Linked DNA regions of Homo sapiens: region 1 is linked to region 2. A link is a contact called in ENCODE Hi-C or POLR2A ChIA-PET data. All regions are on one chromosome and are shown on one strand. The core of a region is the stretch at or near the end of the contact, and the rest is flanking DNA. Distances in the headings are between cores, read along the strand shown. Region 1 holds the start of BORCS6 (BLOC-1 related complex subunit 6). Region 2 holds the start of BACC1 (BPTF associated chromatin complex component 1).

Evidence for each region. A loop is a pair of places that touch in the nucleus more often than their neighbours do. ChIA-PET counts read pairs that join two places held with the same protein, here RNA polymerase II (POLR2A). Pooled maps may share reads with other maps.
Region 1: a loop to region 2 is called in a map of ovary, with 10 times the contacts of the local background. The contact joins the promoter of BORCS6 here to the promoter of BACC1 in region 2. A Hi-C loop is called at or near these places in 1 of 168 maps with a recorded cell type or tissue (ovary) and 9 of 50 pooled maps. POLR2A ChIA-PET finds 5 or more read pairs at or near these places in 1 of 52 experiments (MCF 10A).

Annotation. Positions count from the first base shown.
Region 1 is chr17:8,188,377-8,191,781 of GRCh38, forward strand. BORCS6 (BLOC-1 related complex subunit 6) reads right to left here and starts at 1,804. Exons shown (of 1, transcript NM_017622.3): 1 at 1-1,804. The coding sequence starts at 1,764. The coding sequence ends at 691. LOC124903913 (a long non-coding RNA gene) reads right to left here. Exons shown (of 2, transcript XR_007065604.1): 2 at 2,899-3,405. RefSeq lists enhancers at 971-1,617, 1,596-1,875, 1,618-2,263 and silencers at 1,056-1,105, 1,176-1,235, 1,436-1,485.
Region 2 is chr17:7,013,246-7,016,361 of GRCh38, forward strand. It overlaps BACC1 (BPTF associated chromatin complex component 1), which reads left to right and starts at 1,537. Exons shown (of 6, transcript NM_174893.4): 1 at 1,537-1,633; 2 at 1,817-1,911; 3 at 2,529-2,630. The coding sequence starts at 1,613. RNASEK (ribonuclease K) reads left to right here. Exons shown (of 3, transcript NM_001004333.5): 2 at 421-497; 3 at 900-1,287. The coding sequence ends at 1,041. RNASEK-C17orf49 (RNASEK-C17orf49 readthrough) reads left to right here. Exons shown (of 8, transcript NR_037717.1): 2 at 421-497; 3 at 900-1,633; 4 at 1,817-1,911; 5 at 2,529-2,630. It overlaps MIR497HG (mir-497-195 cluster host gene), which reads right to left. Exons shown (of 3, transcript NR_038310.1): 3 at 2,573-2,769. RefSeq lists enhancers at 999-1,499, 1,250-1,379, 1,850-2,350, 2,763-3,116 and a silencer at 1,470-1,919.

The DNA of each region.
Region 1 (3,405 bases), core at 554-3,053, 1.2 Mb after region 2:
CTCAGAAAGCCAAAACTGATTAGAACACTCCACAACAGGTGAGCTTCAAAACCAGCAACATTCTACCTGAACCCTGAGAGCAGTGAGACGCCTCCCACCTCACCCCCTCCGCCGTGCAACCCATTCCTCCTAGCTGCACGCCGGTTCTGGCTGGGGAAGTGGTATGGTAGAGGGCCAGAGGGCAGAAGCAGAAGGCTCTCCATCAGCAGGGGTGCATCTTTGCCTGCGGGGTGTTTGGCCAAGGACGGCACAAGCTCCCACAGCCCCTGGCACCTGAGATGTGGCCACTGGAGTCAGGATAGCCACAGTGGGGGCTGGGGCTTCCTCTGTCCCTTTCTCCTGATTACATGTGGGAGTCACGTCCTCACCTTCAAGCAGACCTAAAGCCCCGTGTTCCCAGGGCTGGTGCTCTAGCTAGGGAGGAGAGTTGGGAAGAACAGGGTAGCTACAGATGGCCAACTGAATACAAGCAGAGCAACATCCCTTCCCACCAGGAGAGCCGTTAGAACTTCCCCACATACACCAGCCTAAGGCCCAGCGAGTGGGCACGGGCCAGCTGAACGCATCTGGAAGAGCCTCCAACACACAGGCCTCCCCTCAGTGGGCACTTCCCACCAGGACTCCCTGAAGAGTCCTTAGGGTCCTGCTGGGCCCTGCCCTGGCCAGGACCGGCCTCTCCTGTCCTCCTGGTCACTTGCACAGGGCCTCCAACACCTCCAGAGTACGTCGGATATCCCGGACTTGGCGCGCCAGCCCCTGAACCGGCTGCAGAGCCCGCTCCAGCTCCTCGCAGCGCGCCAGCAGGGTGTACATGCCCTTGATGCTCATGTCCACGGCTTCACCTAAGGAGTCCACAGCATCGCGGTAGGTCTGGATGCAACCCACGCTCAGCGCCGTCAGCTCCTGCACCGCGCCACCCAGACCGCGAAGCAGACGGTCCACCCGGCCTCCCAGCTCCCGACTCAACCGCTCCAGATCCCGCAGCACCTCGGGGTCGATTGGGGGAATGGCCGGTGTGGGTGTGGGTGCAGGCGCTGGGCAGGGCCGCGCAGGGGCAGAAGGCGGGGGTGGAGGCGCGCCGCTCAGACGGATCTTGAGTTGCAGGTTGTTGGCGACAAAGTGGGTAAGGTCGCCGTGGCGGCTCACTGTGCCTTCGAGCTCCAGGGGACTGGAGATGGTGGCGCGGCGTCCGCCGCCCGCGCCGGACTCGGCACTCCCTGAGGACCCGGCGCCACCGCACGCCTCGCTCAGCCCGTCCAGGCTGCGGCTGTCCTGAAGACGGCTGGAGAACGAGCGGCCGGCTCTGCTGCCCGCGGCCGCCTCCTCGTCGTTGTCTTCCTCCTCCTGCTGCTCAACATCCATCCCGCCGCCTGGTCCCCCTCGACGGCAGTCCCTCCCGGAGGAGGGCTTGCCCTCGGGCGGCGCCGGGTTCTTGTGCCGGGAGGACAGGGAAGGTTCGTGCTCTGCACCCGGCGCCCCCCTGCGGCTCCCGGCCCCAGACAGCGTCCCTTGAGGGCCGGGCTCGTTCTCCAGAGCCTCCCGTTCCGGCCGGTGGACGACGCCGCAGCTTGACGTCTTCGGGGACGTCCTGGGGTGGCGGTTCGCGCCCCCAACGTTCTCGGTCTCTTCCTCCCCGGACACCCGGAGGCCTGCGGGCGGCTCAGAGGACGTTCGGCCCGGCCCGCCGCCAAAGACTAGGGCCTGATGTTCCGCTACAGCCAGAAGGTCCGTCTCGGGCCCGGGCCGCCCCCGAGACGACTCCATACTGCAGGTGGGGGCCGCAACGGAGGAATTGGTTCGCCCCGGCTCCGGAGGCAGTGGCTGCGCCTTTAAGGGGCGTTGGTAGAGGCGAGCCGATTGGCAGCGGCTGACAATGGTAAGGACAGGAAAAGCATTTTGATTGGTCGCGGCGACCAGGAAGTCCCGGAAGAAGAGCTGTTACTGCACAGCGGAACACACGTGAACGCCGGCAGGGTGGAGAGAAGGAGGTGACAGCTGCTCCCGTCGCCCCGCCCTTTCTGAAAGCTGATGGGGCAGATCTTAAAGACCAAGGTCCTCAAATTCCTGAGTCCCGAGGGGTGGGGCTCAGATCCTTTCTGCCTGTAATTGTACCCCCCCCAACAGTGATTGCTTAGCAAAAATACCAAGTGGGGAGCCCACTTGGGGTTCCTAGAGAGGTTCTTAGGATGAAAATGGCATATCCTTCTTGGACCATCAGGGTTGAACCTAGTTGACTAAAAAGAAGGAAACCAGAAGTCCAGCATGAGCATGAATGGTTTGCTCTATCTTTCTTGGTTAAGAGACCTAACCACTGAACTGCTCAGAGCGACCCACTGTGGTCAAGGCAGCGGCCTCTGGGCTTTCCTATGCGTTTGTCACTCTTGTTCTGTGTCTCTTGCCCCTTTCACACTGAGGGGTCTCGCCCCTTGGAGGATGGCGTGTGATTTTGCCACGAGGTAAAATATTCAACAAATGAAATGATCACAAATTTTGATATGTGCTATACAGGAAATAAAGTGTTATGATTGAGAATATAACTGAGCAGGCACTAGTTTAGGTAAGGGGTCAGGAAAATACCTCTTTGGTGAGACTTTTAACTAAAAAGAACCAAAAAGACGCAGCCACCCCCCAGGCAGAGAGAAGAAAACTTGAGCTACCTCTCAGAGACAAAGAAGTCTTGACGTATTCAAGAAACTGAGGTGAGGGGGCAGGAGACATTGGGACTAAAACAAAATCAGCAAGATAAGGGGAAGGATTTCGAGCCAAGGAGCTGAACAGGCAGCAGGGGCCACGTCATGCAGGGGGCCTTGTAGTTCCTGTTAGGGAATGGAGATTTCCTCTAAATGCAATGGTGCAGCGACATTGGAAAGGTTGTACATTGCAACACATAGCCAAAGCTTGGAGACATCAGTATTTTTATTTATTTATTTATTTATTTATTTATTTATTTATTTATGTATTTAGAGACAGAGTCCCACTCCGTCACCCAGGCTGGAGTGCAGTGGCGCGATCTCGGCTCACTGCAACCTCCGCCTCCTGGGTTCACGCGATTCTCCTAACTCAGTCTCCCGGGTAGCTGGGATTACAAGCGCCCGCCACCACGCCCGGCTAATTTTGTATTTTTAGTAGAGATGGGGTTTCACCATGTTGGCCAGGCTGGTCTTGAACTACTGGCCTCAAGTGATCCACCCGCCTCGGCCTCCCAAAGTGCTAGCATGACAGGCGTGAGCCACCGTGCCCGGCCAGACATCAGTATTTAATAAAAACAGTTTGCTAACTCTCCTTAGCTGACAAAGGATGTGGTTGTTTTTTCCATTTGGATAGAGAGATGTCTTGAGGCAGTGTCATGCCAGCATTCAGAAGTGCAACTCCCCAGAACTTCCCAGCACTACTATCCCCAGGTGC
Region 2 (3,116 bases), core at 287-2,786:
AGTTGAATGGAGGACATGGGAGGAAAAGAGAGTGCTTGTTCCAGAAATGTGTAGCTGGGCCTTGTTTTCCCAGTAATCCACCCACCGCCACTTCAAGAAGAAATGATATGAAGAAGTGCCGGTTCTCCCTCCCCTCTTCCGCACTGTCCCGTGATGATGACGCCTCCAGAGAGGACGATAATCTGGGTTCCTGGGAGAGATGGCTTGGTCACTATTCCCACCCTTGCCTCGACCACTTGTCTCAATGTCACCACCTCACGCCCTGTTCCAGGTGGCTGAGTCCGAATCCAGTAACCACCACCTCGTTTTGGTTAATCTCAGGCTCGGGTGTTGTAGCAACATTGGAAATGGGAGGGGTTTACGAAGTGAACATGAGGTCAGGTGCCTGAATTCAACAGTCTACCCATTCCCCTTTTCCAGATAATGCTCGGAATATTTTTCAATGTCCATTCCGCTGTGTTGATTGAGGACGTTCCCTTCACGGAGAAAGATTTTGAGTAAGTATTCGGGTGGGGGAGGCGGGCTGGGAGCAGGTGGGAGGTGGCGAGGCCTAGGGTCAGAATTACGTCTGGGAGGCCCGGTGCTTAGGGCCCCTAGGTTAGAGGACTTGGAGAGGAGAGCGGCTTTCTTGAGAATGTGGTTAGGAGCCAGGGAGTCAGACCTCAGCGGCCATCCCAAACCCACCACCTTAGGTGTGACCTCTTTAGGTATTTTACTTTTCTGTGCTTCTCAGTCCACCTCTGCAAAATGGCTATGACAGATCTCACCCCATAGGATGGTCAAGAAGATTGAATAAAGTAATACACGTAACAGCGCCTAAACAGGTGTCGGGCACATAGTGCTCAGAAAATGTTGGCTCCTATTAAAGTTTGACCCCTTTGCTTCATTCCCACCCCCAGGAATGGCCCCCAGAACATATACAACCTTTACGAGCAAGTCAGCTACAACTGTTTCATCGCTGCAGGCCTTTACCTCCTCCTCGGAGGCTTCTCTTTCTGCCAAGTTCGGCTCAATAAGCGCAAGGAATACATGGTGCGCTAGGGCCCCGGCGCGTTTCCCCGCTCCAGCCCCTCCTCTATTTAAAGACTCCCTGCACCGTGTCACCCAGGTCGCGTCCCACCCTTGCCGGCGCCCTCTGCGGGACTGGGTTTCCCGGGCGAGAGACTGAATCCCTTCTCCCATCTCTGGCATCCGGCCCCCGTGGAGAGGGCTGAGGCTGGGGGGCTGTTCCGTTTCTCCACCCTTCGCTGTGTCCCGTATCTCAATAAAGAGAATCTGCTCTCTTCAGCCCTGTGTCTGTGCTTGAGTGGGGGCGAGCACGGGGCTGAGACTAGAGGTCGGCCTCTGCCTGGAAAGTCCCGATGTCTGAGCGGAAGTGGAGCGAAGTGTGGCGCGGAAGTGAGGCGAAGGCTTTCCCCATCGACTGGGCGCGCCGAGCGGTCTAAGCGACTGCGTCTGATGGGGCGGGGAGCCGCCGGGTTGAGCCTATCCGCTGCGGGGAGGGCGGGACTTCCTGCGCGGGGGCCCGAGCCGCTCAGTCTCCCTGCTCTCCGTGGTCCCGGCTCGCGTGTAGCGGCGGCGGCGGCGTCTCCGTGAGGAGGCGCGCGGGGCCATGACGTCAGCGTCCACAAAGGTTCGACCTCCCTCGCGGACAGCGCTCCCTGGCGGCCACGGGAGGGCGGGCCCCCCACTTGGCTCGCGGCTCTTCCGCCCCGGGCGGGGGGCGGGCGGGAGCCGAGCCTGGGGTGGGGCTAGGGGCTCCGGGCGGGACGGGGAGGGCGGGCGCCGGCCCCCCGTGACGCTGCCCCGCCCCCAGGTCGGAGAGATCTTCTCGGCGGCCGGCGCCGCCTTCACGAAGCTCGGGGAGCTGACGATGCAGCTGCATCCCGTGGCCGACTCTTCTCCTGCGGGGTACGTGAGCCCGGACTGGGACGTGGACGCTGAGAGCGGGCGCTTGGACTCGGTCACAGACACGGACCCTCTCTAGCACAGGGACAGACATTAGTTTCCCTTTGTGCGTGGCACAGCACAGAGTCGGTGTTAATAAATGATCGTTGGGTGAGGGAATGAATGACAGATAAAAATACAGACAGGCCCATAGCCCAGACTCCTGTTTCACAGTTCTCCCTGCTGCGAACGGGTCGACCACAAACCACCGCCACTCCCAACCACCCCAGTTCATGGAATTCCCCCAGACGGCTGCAGGCTGTGTTGGTGGGTCTGTTTTGAAAAGCCCTTCCTGGCGAGTTGGTTTCAGTGTGCTGTGTACAGCAGCCGTTTAACGTTGATGGTGGAAAGGGGTGTCTAAGGTGGAGGTGGTTGTGATTTCTTGTGATTGGGGTCCTCCCGGTTCCCGCAGGGCCTCAAGAGCTTTCCGCCTCCCCTTACGGAGGACCTCTTTATGCATCCGTGGAAGGGGTCCCAGAAATCGGAAGGAGGCGGCTGGTTGGCTGTGGGATGCATAGCCTGTGGGCGGGCTCCACACCCCCCCTCCCATTTTTGCTATCCCCCCTCTCCCCTTCTGACAGTGCGAAGTGGACGGAGACGGAAATAGAGATGCTGAGGGCTGCTGTGAAGCGATTTGGGGACGATCTTAATCACATCAGCTGTGTCATCAAGGAACGGACAGTGTGAGGGAGGGTGGCTGCCAGAAAAGGGCGGGTGGGCAGCCTTCTTCCTCCTTACCCAAGGTTCCATCGTCCTCAGAACTCCTTTCCAGCTCAGCTGCTTCCCTACTTTGTCACTAGTTTTTTAGAATCCCCTTGAGGACTGAAAGAATAGAATTGTCACAGTTGGTCAGAAGTTCCTAAAATGCTGTGGTAATCCTTCCAAGAATGTGAATTTAGGTTGCCTGAGATGCTGTTATTGTATTTGATGATGGAAGTCCCCTGGTTATTTATATAAATGTTTGAGGACCCCACTGCAGTGTTTCCAGGGATATGGTGACCCTGAACTAGTTGATCAGTAAATCTCAATCCACCTGTAAATCACCAAGCTCTACCTGATGTCTCTCCCAGAAGAGAATTAGGAGATGGGCCTTTCCCACTACTCAGTTCAGGGACTCCACTCTCCACACTCCATCCATCCTGAGTGAGTGTAAAACTTCGAGAAAGTGA